2 separate regions of the Homo sapiens genome follow, and region 1 is linked to region 2. A link is an interaction called in ENCODE POLR2A ChIA-PET data of the cell type or tissue named here. Cell type or tissue: K562. All regions are shown on one strand. Links, peaks and the distances in the headings refer to the core of each region. The heading gives the core; the rest is flanking DNA. Region 1 has its middle 37 kb from the start of PRKAR2B. Region 2 has its middle 87 kb from the start of PIK3CG.

Region 1 (7,241 bases), core at 775-5,774, 55 kb after region 2:
GTCAGGAGATCAAGACCATCCTGGCTAACACGGTGAAACCCTGTCTCTACTAAAAATACAAAAAATTAGCTGGGCGTGGTGGCACGCGCCTGTAGTCCCAGCTACTTGGGAGGCTGAGGGAAGAGAATGGCTTGAACCCAGGAGGTGGAGGTTGCAGCGAGCCAAGATCACGCCACTGCACTCCAGCCTGGGTAACAGAACGAGACTCTGTCTAAAAAACAAACACACACACACACAAACAAAAAAACAGCATTGTTGGTGAGATGCGATGTGACAGTAGAAAGAACACGGATTTTGATATTAGACAGATCCAAACTCATACTTTGGGTCCACTTTTTTTCCAGCAATATCACCTTGTGCAAGTCATTTTCTCTGTTTAACCCTCTATTTCTGCATCTGTTAAAAAAAAAAGTGTATTTGAACCTTTTCAATTCTAAGTTACTAAAAATGTGCCAGTATTTCAAAAAGCCAAAATTCACCTCCAAAAAAGCTTATGTAACGTATTTCAACACCCATAACCAATGCCAAGACATATTGGCAATGTCAACACACAGAGCAATACCTTTACTGATGCTCACTACTATTTATCAGGAAACAGATTAGTGCTTCTATGCATTTGTTTTTATTTGAAGTTTTCCTATGAAACTTGTGATACACTAATATCACCCGCATTATACAGGTGAAGCAGGTGAGACAAAAAGGTTAATAAATGCCTTCCTGAAAGTTCATTATTCAATCAACAGCAACATTGGCAGAGAATTGTCTCCTACTCTCCTCCCCCATTTGAAACAGAACATTTCTGTCTCAAAATGAAGGACTAGTGTACATTTGAGGCCTAACTGAATAGCTGAATAAATAGTAGCTACCATTATTATTGTTACTGTCAATATAATTTCCTTCCCCTTAGAGTTGATTATTTCCTTCTTTCCGTTCCAAAAACATTTTATTCAAATGTCTGTAATGGCATTTATTGTAAACCATATTCCCTCAAAAACAATGTGACTTCTAATTTTTCAACCTGAAGCATCCACAGTGTCAGTTACGGGGTAGGATTATAACATTAGAAAGAACAGGTGTCCTTGATTGTTAGGTTTGTCAGGGAAATAGAGAAACGGTGTGCAGAGATTTTGATACAACGACTCCATGCAATCTGCACACTCCTTTTGGGGGGCTCCCTCTGATGTTAGTTGACAAGCTTCACAAGGATGCAAAGTAAGACAAATTAGTCCATGATATACAATTAGGGGGGACATTACTATGAAGAAAGTCTTGCATTTTCCGAATAAATAATGGAAGGAGGGCAGTTTCATATTTAATGTTGCATTGGTATTCCTTACTGTAATTTATGTAATACAATTTTTCTATTTGCTTTCCTTTTTCTTTGAGATAGAGTCTTGCTCTGTCCCCTAGGTTGGAGTAGAGTGGCGCTATCTCGGGTCACTGCAACCTCTGCCTCCCGGGTTCAAGCGATTATCATGCCTCAGCCTCCCAAGTAGCTGGGACTACAGGCATGCACCACCACACCTGGCTAATTTTTGCATTTTTAGTAGAGACGGGGTTTCGCCATGTTGACCAGGCTGGTCTCGAACTCCTGACCTCAAGTGATCCACCCACCTCCGCCTCACAAAGTGCTGGGATTACAGGCATAAGCCACCGCACCCAGCCCATTTGCTTTCTTTATAGCAATCATCCTGAGGAAAGGCAGAGACCCTCTTTGGCAAGGACCTCTCTCCCAGGTATGATGCCTCCACCCTGTCCAAAGGTAGGCTTCAGCTTGGGAACTGTTGTATAATTGCTGTAAAGTTACATTGGCCCCAAATCTTTTTTTTTTTTTTTTTTTTTTTTTTGAGACGGAGTCTCGCTCTGTCGCCCAGGCTGGAGTGCAGTGGCACTATCTCAGCTCACTGCAAGCTCCACCTCCCGGGTTCACGCCATTCTCCTGCCTCAGCCTCCCGAGTAGCTGGGACTACAGGCGCCTGCCACCACGCCCAGCTAATTTTTTGTATTTTTAGTGGAGATGGGGTTTCACCATCTTGGCCAGGCTGGTCTTGAACTCCTGACCTCGAGGTCCACCCACCTCGACCTCCCAAAGTGCTGGGATTACAGGTGTTAGCCACTGCACCCGCCCCCAGCTGTGATTTCTGAAGTGGCTGTAAGAGAGATGTCTACCGTGTTAGCAGGAACCCTTCAGGTCTACCATGTTATGAGGGAGAGGGACGGCCGGGCGCGGTGGCTCACGCCTGTAATCCCAGCACTTTGGGAGGCTGAGGTGGGTGGATCACGAGGTCAGGAGATCGAGACCATCCTGGCTAACGCGGTGAAACCCCATCTCTACTAAAAATATTTTTTAAAAAAATTAGCCGGGCATGGTGGCTGGTGCCTGCAGTCCCAGCTACTCGGGAGGCTGAGGCAGGAGAATGGCGTGAACCTGGGAGGCGGAGCTTGCAGTGAGCCAAGCCTGGGCGACAGAGTGAGACTCCGCCTCAAAAAATAAATAAATAAAAATAAAAAATAAAAAGGAGAGGGACAATTATGTAGAATGGGCGACGTTTGGCTTGCTGCCCAAATACCTCCCCACTGGGCTAGCTGATGCTTGCAATTCTGTATGCAGTGTTTCATTCCTTAGTTCCCTAATGAAAATACCCCTGAGAAAGAAAACACATGGAACCTTTTTCGTTATTTGCTTTTTCTGCTTCTTTGGAGAAACGAGTTGATTAAATTATTTCTTGACAACAGTTTAAAAAAGAGAATAAGGACTATTGAGTAAGGAGAAAACATAAGAGGGAAAAATCACTAGCTAGCTTCTCTTGAGCCATGTGTTGTAGCTAGGTCCCTCAGCCCTGAAAATGTCCTCACCGTGAACAGAAAAGCATTCTATAATGAGTCCTTCAAAGGAATTAGTGTGTTAGCTAGATGTGGAGATAAAAGGTCATTTTCTGCAAGTCCCCCATAACTGAAGGTTAGTAAATGCCTTCCTGAAAGTTCATTATTCAGTCAACTGTCTTTTCCTAAAAATTCTGACAATGACTCACATCGTAGAGGCTTTGGACAGATATCCCTATGAGATGTCTTAAATTCTTAGTGTGGTCATTCTACCTGAGGTAAGAGTGGAAGCTGTTTTTGCCAGAAACGCTGGAGATACGAGACCAGTTCATCTTCCATAACATTGTTCTTAAAAAAGTTTTCTGATAAATCCTTCAGAGCTGCTATTTTTCTCTCCTGCTGGTAGAGCCAGGGCTTTAAGGCCCAGAATCTCAGGCTGGCCTGCTTCCCCTTGTCTTTATCAGTGTGACTGCAGCAGCAGTTACAACAGTGGCAGCTTCGATAGCCTTCCCTATCTCGGTCCCTCTTCCCCTACTTCTAAACTTGGATGTGATCACAGCTTTTACTTTCAGAGACAACTATGGGAACATGACAGCTCAGGGTGTTATTTTACTGTAATGCAAAACTCATTCAGTGATACTTCCAGCAGTAAGGAAAAACAGTATTGCAATAGTTCCATCATAGTTGAAATTTCCATGCAGCTATGTGAGAAAGGCCACAAAAATGAAGGTGATACTTGCTTTTAAAAAAAAATACCTGGCTACTTATACATTGTTGGGAGTCAAAAAAATAAAAATAAAAAGGGAATTCAGTTTGTGTTTGAATCATGGTCCATATGAGATGTTCTGGGTTATAATCTTTAGCTAAAATATTTTTCTCATTTTGCTCAATATCTGTATGTAAACTAAGTTGACATGGTTCACAGAACATCTGGAACCTTTTATCTAGTTCTCAGCCATAATCTAGAACTGGCCTCCATTTTCCATGGGAACCAAGGAATGCTATGAATACTATGCAGCCTGACAGCTTTATACTGTCACGGGAAGCATGGCAGCTCAGGAAGCCCATGCAACTCCAGCCCACATTTCTCAGGGCTCCTTTCAAGTTCCCCTGCCTTGACTCCTATTGAGCTCTCTCCTTGAGTCACCCATCTTATTCTACCTTGGCTCTCTAGAAACACACACTTTCACGTATGACCCAGCTATCTCTAGATACTCTAAAAACTTTTTTTTTTTTTAATTTTAGACAGAGTTTCCCTTTTGTCACCCAGGCTGGAGTGCAATAGTGCAATCTCGGCTCACTGCAAGCTCCGCTTCCCCGGTTCAAGTGATTCTCCTGCCTCAGCCTCCCAAGTAGCTGGGATTACAGGTGTGCACCACTAGGCCCGGTTAATTTTTTTGTATTTTTAGTAGCGACGGGGTTTCACCATGTTGGCCAGGCTGGTCTCGAACTCCTGACCTCAGGTAATGCGCCTGGCTTGGCCTCCCAAAGTGCTGGTATTACAGGCGTAAGCCACAGTGCCCGGCCACTCTAAGAGCTTTATAGACATTTTCTTTCTTTTTTTTTTTTTTTTTTTTTTTTCTGAGATGGAGTTTTGCTTTCTTACCCAGGCTGGAGTGCAGAGGTGGGATCTCAGCTCACTGCAACCTCTGCCTCCTGAGTTCAAGTGATTCTTCTGCCTCAGCCTCCCTAGTAGCTGGGACCACAGGTGTGTGCCACCATGCCTGGCTAATTTTTGTATTTTTAGTAGAGATTGGGTTTCACCATGTTGGTCAGGCTGGTCTCGAACTCCTGACCTCAGGTGATCCACCCACCTCGGCCTCCCAAAGTGCTGGGATTACAAGCATGAGCCACTGCGCCTGGTCCTTTATAGACATTTTCTTATTCAATCTACAGCACCTCTAATAGACCCGTGGGAAACACAGTTTTATTATTACCACAAAGAAAACTAGGTGCACATAGTCTGAAATATTTGCACACAGCAAGCTGATAAAGCCGCTGAGAAGGAATCAAAGCCTAATCCATTAAAATATAATTACCTTTTTTTTGAGGACTCAAGATTTTTTTTGGTGTGCTGTGGTGAAAGTATGGGTAAATGCGGCTGGTCGCGGTGGCTCATCCCGGTAGTCTCAACACTTTGGGAGGCCGAGGAGGGTGGATCATGAGGTCAGGAGATCGAGACCATCCTGGCTAACATGGTGAAACCCCGGCTCTACTAAAAATACAAAAAATTAGCCGAGCGTGGTGGCGGGCGTCTGTAGTCCCAGCTACTCCGGAGGCTTAGGCAGGAGAATGGCGTGAACCCAGGAGGCGGAGCTTGCAGTGAGCCAAGACTGCGCCAAGACTGCGCCACTGCACTCCAGCCTGGGCGACAGAGCGAGACTCCATCTCAAAAAAAAAAAAAAAAAAAAAAAAAAAAAAAAAAAAAAAATCCTGGATAAATGCTACCAAGTGAATGGAAAAAAGGACTTTAACCTTTCTAAGAAAATTCAGCAGGCATTAGATTGTCACAATTAGAATTGGTTGTCTTTTCCAAATTTAGGTGACCTTTTTTAAGTGGAGCAACTGAAATCTAATTAAACACAAAGAAGTTGAGGTTTCACTCAAGAACCAATTTCTAAGTTCAGAGATCATTTCAATGCCAAGCTCCTGATTACTATAAACTGAAAAAATAATTAACAGAGGATTTTTAAAATGTTGGATGTGCATGCTAAAGTGTTTGATATATTCTCATCAAGTGTATCTTCGGTGATTTTATTAGCTACTTTTAGATATCAAAGAAGTATAAAAACTTGAAAAATAAAGTCATTGATAATGAATGCTGCAATCAATTTTTCCTGGCAGAACAAGTCATCAGATTATACAGGGAGATAAAAATGTTCAGTACCAGATTGTACTTTTCATTTATGACAAAAGAAGGGGTGCGGATCAACAACTGGCTTTATAGCCAATGTCAACACCAAGAACTCCACAGAGAGGATTAGCATAAGAAGATCTGTGAAGGATCCAGCATGTTCTTTTTCCCTAGACCGATAGAAGCAAATGAAAAACAAAACAAAACAAAAAACCTCCAGGCCTGGTGCGTCCCTGTTTGCCGCAATACCTCACAATAAGGAGGGTTTAGGCATAAAAATAAAAACAATTCTTTAACTTACATGAAGCATAAAGTGTTTTCAAAGCACTTTCATATCCATTTTCATTTTGTCCTCATCCATTCCTATTGACCATTATCTCCCTTTTCCAAATGCAAACACAACTCAGTCTCTCTGAAATTCAGACTGCAACTACTCTTCAACACCACGGGATGCATGTTGAGATAAAATCCGGATCTGGGGCAGATGGAAGAAAAATACCGTTGGCCCTAAAAAGACAAGAGTCACCAGCATGACGCTTTTTTTTTTTTTTTTTTTGAGACAGAGTCTCACTTTGTCGCCCAGGCTGGAGTGCAGTGGCATGATATTGGCTCACTGCAACCTCCACCTCCCAGGTTGAAGCGATTCTCCTGCCTCAACCTCCCAAGTAGCTGGGATTACAGGCATGCGCCATGATGCCCAGTTAATTTTTGTATTTTTAGTAGTGACAAAGTTGCACCATGTTGGTCAGGCTGGCCTCAAGTAATCCGCCCACCTCGGCCTCCCAAAGTGCTGGGATTACAGGCGTGAGCACCACACCGAGTCCACCATGAGGCTTTTATAAGGATGGACAGGCTACTGACTTCTGGGTGGGGATTAAAGACAGGATTCTGTGCCATCCTGCCCCCAAATCCCTCCTCTACAGACTGAGTCACTGTATCTGATTAAGCAGAATGTGCATTGTTGTGAAATAGGTCCCATGAAGGATGCAAACATTCCAGTTTTACACCTCAACTCCAAGTGCACACAATCAAAACCACTGTAGAGAATGTTATATGACAATCATCATATCTTATAGTGGATCAGTTGCGGTACACAGACTTCATTATGAGGTCTACCATGAGAAACTTTATATTCTGACTTAAAAATGTCCCATAGTGGGCCGGGCGTGGTGGCTCACGCCTGTAATCTCAGCTCTTTGGGAGGCCGAGGCGGGCGGATCACAAGGTCAGGAGATCGAGACCATCCTGGCTAACACGGTGAAACCCCGTCTCTACTAAAAATACAAAAAATTAGCCGGGCGTGGTGGCAGGCACCTGTAGTCCCAGCTACTCGGGAGGCTGAGGCAGGAGAATGGCTTGAACCTGGGAGGCAGAGATTGCAGTGAGCCGAGATCGTGCCACTGCACTCCAGCCTGGGCAACAGAGCGAGACTCCATCTCAAACAAACAAACAAACAAACAAAAAGTCCCTTAGTGATTAGTTCCTCCCTGACCTCATTAAGTTAAAACGAGACACATTCAACATTTTCCAAGAAATGAAGCATGAGTCCATTTTACACAGCAAA
Region 2 (7,241 bases), core at 1,510-6,509:
TACCTTGAGTCTCATGACCACACCTTGAGTTTAATTACTCCTCAGAATTGCTCCATCTTGGAAATCTTAGACTCCAATACCACTTCTGCCTCCACCACCATATTCTATTCTTCTAGATCATCACAATACAGCCACCATTCAACCAGACTGCTACCGCCAGTTCTGAATCCCACCCAGGACTGGAGGCAGCAGTTTCCTTTACTCTTTTCCACCCTAGATTCCATGCTCACTTCAATCCCTTGTACTCTACCATCTCCAATTTCTCACTAGGTGGACTCCTTTTCTCCTCCCAGCTCTTCTCTCTCCTGTTTTCGTATTACATACTCTCCCTGAGTGACTTCATCTACTCCCACAGCTTCAGCTGCTACTAATAAGCTGATGCTTTCCAAATTTCCATCTCCAGCCAGATCTTTTTCCTAAATTCTGGAGCCACATAACTGAGTATCTATTGGACATTTCCATAAGCACTTCAAACTCAGCTTGTCAAAACTGAGTTACTCATCCCTCCCCTACAGTGGGAGTGGGAAATGTGATCCTCCTCCAATATCCTTCATCTTAGTGAATGGTGCATCATCTACCAAGTCTCAAATCTAAAAACCAAGAGTCATTCTTGACTCCTCTCTCCCTTGGCCACTTGGCCACATGCATTCTTTCTATCACCAAGTTCAGTCAGTTGTACTTATTCCTAAGTATCTGTGGAATGGACCCAACCCATATGGACTCTATTCATTTCTTCCTTGAATCTTTTATCAGGATTTTTTGTTGCAAACAAAAGAAACTAGTTCTGGAAAATTGGTTATAAGAAAAAAAATACACAAACACACACATACGTATCAGAAAGATACTGGGTAGCTCCCCGAAACTGAAGAAAAACTGACTAGACCTCTCCCTGAGCGACTTCATCCTCAGGGAGGATGGAGGAACCAATGGCTTACAGAGGTAAGAAACCTTCTAAGGTTTACCATTAGCTGATTTAGCTCCAATCATCTTATGTGCTTATGTACCTCCTAGCTAATCTCGTCTTAACCACTCACATACCACCTTGACAATCCAGTCTACACACAGTAGCCAATAAGCTTTCTTTTTTTTTTTTGGAGACTGAGTCTCGCTCTGTCCCCCAGGCTGGAGTGCAGTGGTGTGATCTCGGCTCACTGCAAGCTCCACCTCCTGGGTTCACGCCATTCTCCTGCCTCAGCCTCCCAAGTAGCTGGGACTACAGGCACCCGCCACCACACCTGGCTAATTTTTTGTATTTTTAGTGGAGACAGAGTTTCACCATGTTAGCCAGGATGGTCTCGATCTCCTGACCTCATGATCTGCCCGCCTGGGCCTCCCAAAGTGTTGGGATTACAAGCGTGAGCCACCGTGCCTAGCCAGCTTTCCTTCTAAAGTAGAAATCTAACGATGTCTCTCTCTTGCTTAAAATCCTTCAATGGCTAATCAGAGCTTTCAGAATAAAAATCTCCAGCATTCATGAGTTGGCGTCTTTCAGCCCCATCCCTAACCATTCATCTATCCTCCCTCCACCTTACACCCTATACTTGGGTCCTACTTACTACATTTAGCTCCCTGCATATGCAGAAATCCCTCTTGTTCTGGTGCCTGTATCAATAACAGCGGTCCTGGCAGAAACAGAACTCACCTAAGGTGGTTCAAATGAAGACCCTTGAATGAAAGAACCACTTTCAGAGGTGTGGGAAGAGTTAAGTGAATCAACAAAGGAAGATGGTGTGCCCATAGATTAGCAATGGTAGGAAACCATCACCATGTCAGGAATGAAGAGACAAGGGGAGGAAATAATATCAGAGCCCAGGGAGAGCTGGAGCCATGGGGAGAAAGAGGGTGTCAAGCATTTGAAAGTGTAATTGTTGGGAGATGCAGCTGCTGCCAGAGGATTAGAATGTCCACACATAAACCCAAGGATTCCCATACTATCTCGTATAATCCTCCGTCGTATAATTTTTTGCACATTTTCTGGTTTCCACATAAGCCTGCAAGCTTCCAGAGAACAAAGACTCCTTGCCTTAGCGTACCCGAAGCATACATAATACAGTGTCTGGCATGGAGAGAGTGCTCAACAAATATTTGCTGAATTAATGGACAAATAATTGATCCAATTGTTTTCACATTTTTTCAAAGTGAAATCTGAAATGAATAGGTTTACAGGCAGTCTAACGACAGTGAAGTGAACATTTCAGGCAGGGTTTAGAGAAGCGTTTATTGAGGTAAGAATGTTATCACTGTGTTAGATTCCTTCTGTCTCCAAGATTAGTCTCCCAAAAGAAAGTGTTATTAAATTAAAATGGAAATAACAGTTTCCTGAGTCTGACTTTTCATGGAAACAATGAGTAAGGACCCTATATTAACACAATGCAGAAGGTGAGATATAGCATCTGTCTTCCCTGCCGCAAGAAATGAAGAATCTGTGAATATCAATGAAATTACCAAAATAGGATAATTGGAGCAAAAAGAGGAAAAGTCAGCTTAACTGAGAGTAAACAGACCTCTCTTGGCCCTATAAGTGGTACGTGGAAGTGACAGTGAGATGTTCCGTAAGAAACAGAAGTAAGATGGCTCTCTGAGAGTAAATATAAATCAGCACTTAATAGACGAGATTGGAGGTATAGAAAGTTACTAGCTCTTAGAACTGGAACATTTGACTGTAATATGCTTAACTTATCTTAAAAAATGTGCAACCTTGGAGCTTGGATAGGATGTGTCAGCAACCAATATCTGATCACCTCTGGAACACAGACAGGGCTGAACTGAGCTTGTGAGACTTCAGGTCTTGAGGACCGGCCAGCCCTTGGGCCAGAGTTAATTCACTAAGATGTATAATGTGTTAGAAGTCAAGCTGGTATCTCCTAAGCACCCCCAATATCAACTTAGACTCTGTATTTGAACTTGTATACTCTACTCCAAAACAGTAAGTTTTCTTATGCAAAATTCAGAATCATAATTGAAGGCCAATATTGAAGTTAGATGACCCTTGATGAGCCAGCCAACCCCTATGATCCCCCGTTTCCACCTCTGTAAAATGGGGATGATAATTCCCACACTGCCAGCCTCACATCGTTGTCGTCGTTGTTGTTGTGACAATCAAATGCATGAGAACACACTCTGCAAATGTGCAACCATCCCATGATCGGGCCCCTGCCTGTCACTTTAACCCAGAAGAGAACTGCACATTAAAATATTGGTCCCTAATTTTTTGTTTATTTTCTTTTTAACAAGAACAAAAAGTTAGTATGATTTTTAGTTGGAATAATTAAATGCGGAAGGGCTCAGAGCAGCAGGAAAATGTCAGGCTGACTTTGCAGGGGAAGTCTCAAGTCAGTTCAGGAAAGAAACGTGGAAAATAACTGAGACAGGGAAAGGAAGAGTAAAACAAATGTGCAGCTTAAAGAAGAAGAGCCAAAAAGCCAAAAAAACTTTGGCTTCTCTTCCAAAGGCAAGAGTCTATCCCAAAAGTAAATGCCCCTTCCAAGAGCAAGAGCGAGAGGTTCTTAAAGGATAGCATCTTCTGTGGCAGTGTGGGTGGTGAGAGGGAACCGTCTATTTGAAGTCCAAGGGAAGACAAATCACTTGCATGGAGTGTGGGTAAAAATGAAACAGACAGTGAGAGGAAAAAGGCTAACAGGCTGAACTTGGGCTAAAGTAAATTCCGTCAAATATGATTAAATATACACAATGCATAGAGCAAAAGCAGGAGCTCAAGTTCACACATTAGCCAAAAACCTGGTCTCTGGCCAGTGGAGCCAAGACACAAACATGCTCACATTGTGAGCTTGCTCAGAGACCTGGAGGAAGGGATGTCAGATCGGAGGGCCCGGCGACCTGATCTGCCCACCTGCAGAATTGGTAGGACCAAATTCAAGGCACTGGAGAGAGAAACAAAAATGAAAAGTGAGCAAATACCAAACAACTTAAAGTCAGCATGTGTCCAACTCACAGCACTACCACCTACAAGTCCAGACTCTTAGATGATTCATTTCACCTTTGCAAACCCCAGGTTTCTTCCCTATAAAATGGAATTGTTCATGTTGGCTCAACTTCCCTTCCAGATTTCTTGTGAGAATCCAAACAGTTAAAAGGTAAAGTATTTCTTAAAGTGGGAAAGAGGCACACGAATAATTGGGAATTTATCTAGGTATTTTCACAAAGCCCATATCCCCTCCTCCTGGAGCAGTTTTGTGAGGTTTGATAAGAGCTTGTCTGGAGACCTCAGCTCTGGTCACATGAGCAACACACCACTTTCTTCCTGCTGAGCTTGAGCCATGGCCCAGCTGTGGCCGTGGTGACAGTGACCAGAATGATGACCAGGGCTGTGCTTTTCTCTCCTTTCTTCCCTTTTCTCAGAGCCCTGCCCAGCAACAGCAAAATACAAATCCTCTAGACTCCTGCACTCTCCACCCACTTCCTCCTGCTCAGATTCCTCATCTCCCTGCTTCCCCATAAATGGCATTTCTCGTGAAAAACGGGCCTGCTGCAGGATCTGCTGCACACTCCACCCGCCTCTACCTTTGAGTACAAGGAGAAGATGCCCCTCCTTCCTCCTGCCAGTATGGGAGAAATGTGCTGGCCTCAGCAAGGATGGTAAGGATGGGAGTAGGGGGAGTGGGGATTTTTCTGTGATGGTATAGACAAGCACATCAGGTCCTTAGAGAACTTTTGGGGACTCTCAGGGAGCTCCCTTAGGGGAGCAAAAGCAGCTAGGTTGTTGTGTCCTGTCTGCATTCTCTCTCTACCCACTCAAGTTGCAGCCCCTTGGCATCCCCATTTCACCTAGCCCCATCCTGGGAAGGCTCTCCCTTGTCCCTGGCCTCCCATGGGCTCCAGTGCACTGACCTGTCCTTGCATTGGCCTCAGCTTTCTCTCAGAAAGAGAGTTTCCAGGCTGGGTGCGGTGGCTCACACCTGTAATCCCAGCACTTTGGGAGGACAAGGCAGGCAGATCACTTGAGATCAGAAGTTCGAGACCAACCTGGCCAACATGGTGAAACCCTGTCTCTACTCAAAAAAAAAAGACGGCCAGACGCAGTGGCTCACGCCTATAATCCCAGTACTTTGGGAGGCCAAGGTGGGTGAATCACCTGAGGTGGGGAGTTCAAGACCAGCCTGACCAACATGGAGAAACCCTGTCTCTATTAAAAATACAAAAAATTAGCCAGGCGTGGTGGCGCATGCCTGTAATCCCAGCTACCCAGGAGGCTGAGGCAGGAGTATCACTTGAATCCGAGAGGTGGGGGTTGCGGTGAGCTGAGATCACACCATTGCACTCCAGCCTGGACAACAAGAGCGAAACTCCGTCTCAAAAAAAAAAAAAAAAAAAAAAAAAACAAGACAAAAATTAGCCGGGCATAGTGGCGGGTGCCTGTAATCCCAGCTACTCAGGAGGAAGAGGCAGGAAAATTGCTTGAACCTGGGAGGCAGAGGTTGCAGTGAGCAGAGATCACACCACTGCACTCCAGCCAGGGTGACAAACCGAGACTGTCTAAAAAAAAAGTAAGAGAGTTTCAAGCCCTCACAGGAGCTCAGGATTCCAATGAATTCAGCCATGCAGGGCTCACTTTGTTTTCTATCCTTTTATCCCTTTTGTTGGAAAAAAACGTTTCACTCTGTCCTCACCATCCAGTTTGGCAGCATCATATTTTGTAAATATGTTTACAAAGAGATTTACTAATCTACAGGTTTGCTCCTGACCCTTTGTTGTTTGAGACCCCAAACTCCTGGGACAGAGATGGGTTCCAATCTACCGGGGAGATGTCTAAGCACTCAAAAGAAAAGAGGGACTTGAGGCCACTCCATAATAATATAATGAATATTTCTGTTGAACTTCACAATTTACAATGCCCTTTCATGAATACATTGTTTTATTGGAACCTCATAACAATCATTTAGGAAAGTTGTTGAGATTAGAAATATGGAACTCACAGTCCAGGCGCGGTGGCTCATACCTGTAATTCCAGCATTTTAGGAGGCCAAGACAGGTGGATCACTTGAGGTCAGGAGTTCGAGACCAGCTTAGCCAACAAGTGAAACCCTGTCTCTACTAAAAATACAAAAATTAGCCAGGCGTGGTGGCACGCGCCTGTAGTCCCATTTACTTGGGAGGCTGAGAATTGCTTGAACCTAAGAGGTGGAGATTGCAGTGAGCCGAGATCTCACCACTGAACTCCAGTTTGGGTGACAGAGTGAGATTCTGTCTCCAAAAAAAGAAGAAGAAATATGGACCTCACAAATAATCAAATACTAGAGCTGATAGGAGATAGTCCTGAAGCCTTAGCCCACTTTCTATGACTAGTTACCCTGCCCACATTGCCTTGCTGTGGTTTCTGCTGGCTTCCCTCTCATGCCTTCCAACCTAGACAAGTATTAGTACAGACTACTGCTCTGGAGGAACAGACTCAGCCTGCTCTAGAAGTGGCTGCCCATGGCCACAAAGCCAAACAGGCGGTACTGGCAGTGATCAGATCAGTGTAAAGGCAGGGGAATGCCTCTGATGAACTCCTGCTAGATCAGGGATTCCCTCAACTCTGAAAGCAGGCTACTATGGTCCAAAATTCAGATGTGGAGACCCAACCCCCAAGGTAATGGTATTAGGAGTTAGGGCCTTTGGCAAGTGATTAGGTCATGGGATTAATGCCCTCACCAAAAAAAAAAAAAAAAGGTTGAAGAGAGCTCCCTTGCCCCTTCTGTCATATGAGGACACAGCAAGAAAGTGCCATCTTGGAAGCAGAATACAAGCCCTCACCAGACACCGAATCTGCTGGCACCTTGATTTTGGACTTCCTAGCCTCCAGAACTGTAAACAATAAATTTCTGCTGTTTATAGATTGCCCAGTCTAAGATTTTTTGCAACAGCAGCATGAATGGACTAAGACACAGGCTTTCTCCAAGATGTGCAGAAGACTGCATCTTGCTGGCTCTTGTACGACAGCCTACAGAAAGTTTCCTTGGAGATGAGTGAGAGGTGACTCCAACTCAGTGCTCCTTAACCTTGTACACATTAGAATCACCTGGACAACTTTCTTTAACTTTTATTTTAAGCTCAGGGGTACACATGCAGGTTTGTTACATAGGTAAACTTGTGTCATGGGGGTTTATTGTATAGATTATTTCATCACCCAGATATTAAGCCTAGTACTCATTAGTTATTTTTCCTGATCCTCTCCCTCTTCCCATCTTCCACCCTCCAATATGTCCCATTGTGGGTTGTTCCCCTCTTTGTGTCCATGTGTT

Evidence for each region. ChIA-PET counts read pairs that join two places held together with the same protein. Peaks named below come from ENCODE experiments on the same cell type or tissue, not always from the same donor. Only the 100,000 strongest peaks of a DNase experiment are listed, where the experiment ranks them.
Region 1: POLR2A ChIA-PET joins it to region 2 with 10 read pairs; 4 of 35 experiments call an interaction of 5 or more read pairs at or near these places.

What each region holds. Positions count from the first base shown.
Region 1 is chr7:107,004,229-107,011,469 of GRCh38, forward strand. No RefSeq gene overlaps it. Among named protein-coding and RNA genes, the nearest start is that of PRKAR2B, 37 kb to the right of the region's middle. RefSeq lists cis regulatory regions at 2,780-3,546, 5,831-6,299, 6,032-6,155. In K562, for the core only: a CTCF peak has its summit at 3,216; DNase peaks (open chromatin) are centred at 2,593, 3,303 and 3,883; H3K4me3 peaks cover 3,719 bases.
Region 2 is chr7:106,948,685-106,955,925 of GRCh38, forward strand. No RefSeq gene overlaps it. Among named protein-coding and RNA genes, the nearest start is that of PIK3CG, 87 kb to the left of the region's middle. In K562, for the core only: a CTCF peak has its summit at 2,207; DNase peaks (open chromatin) are centred at 3,588, 3,887 and 4,257.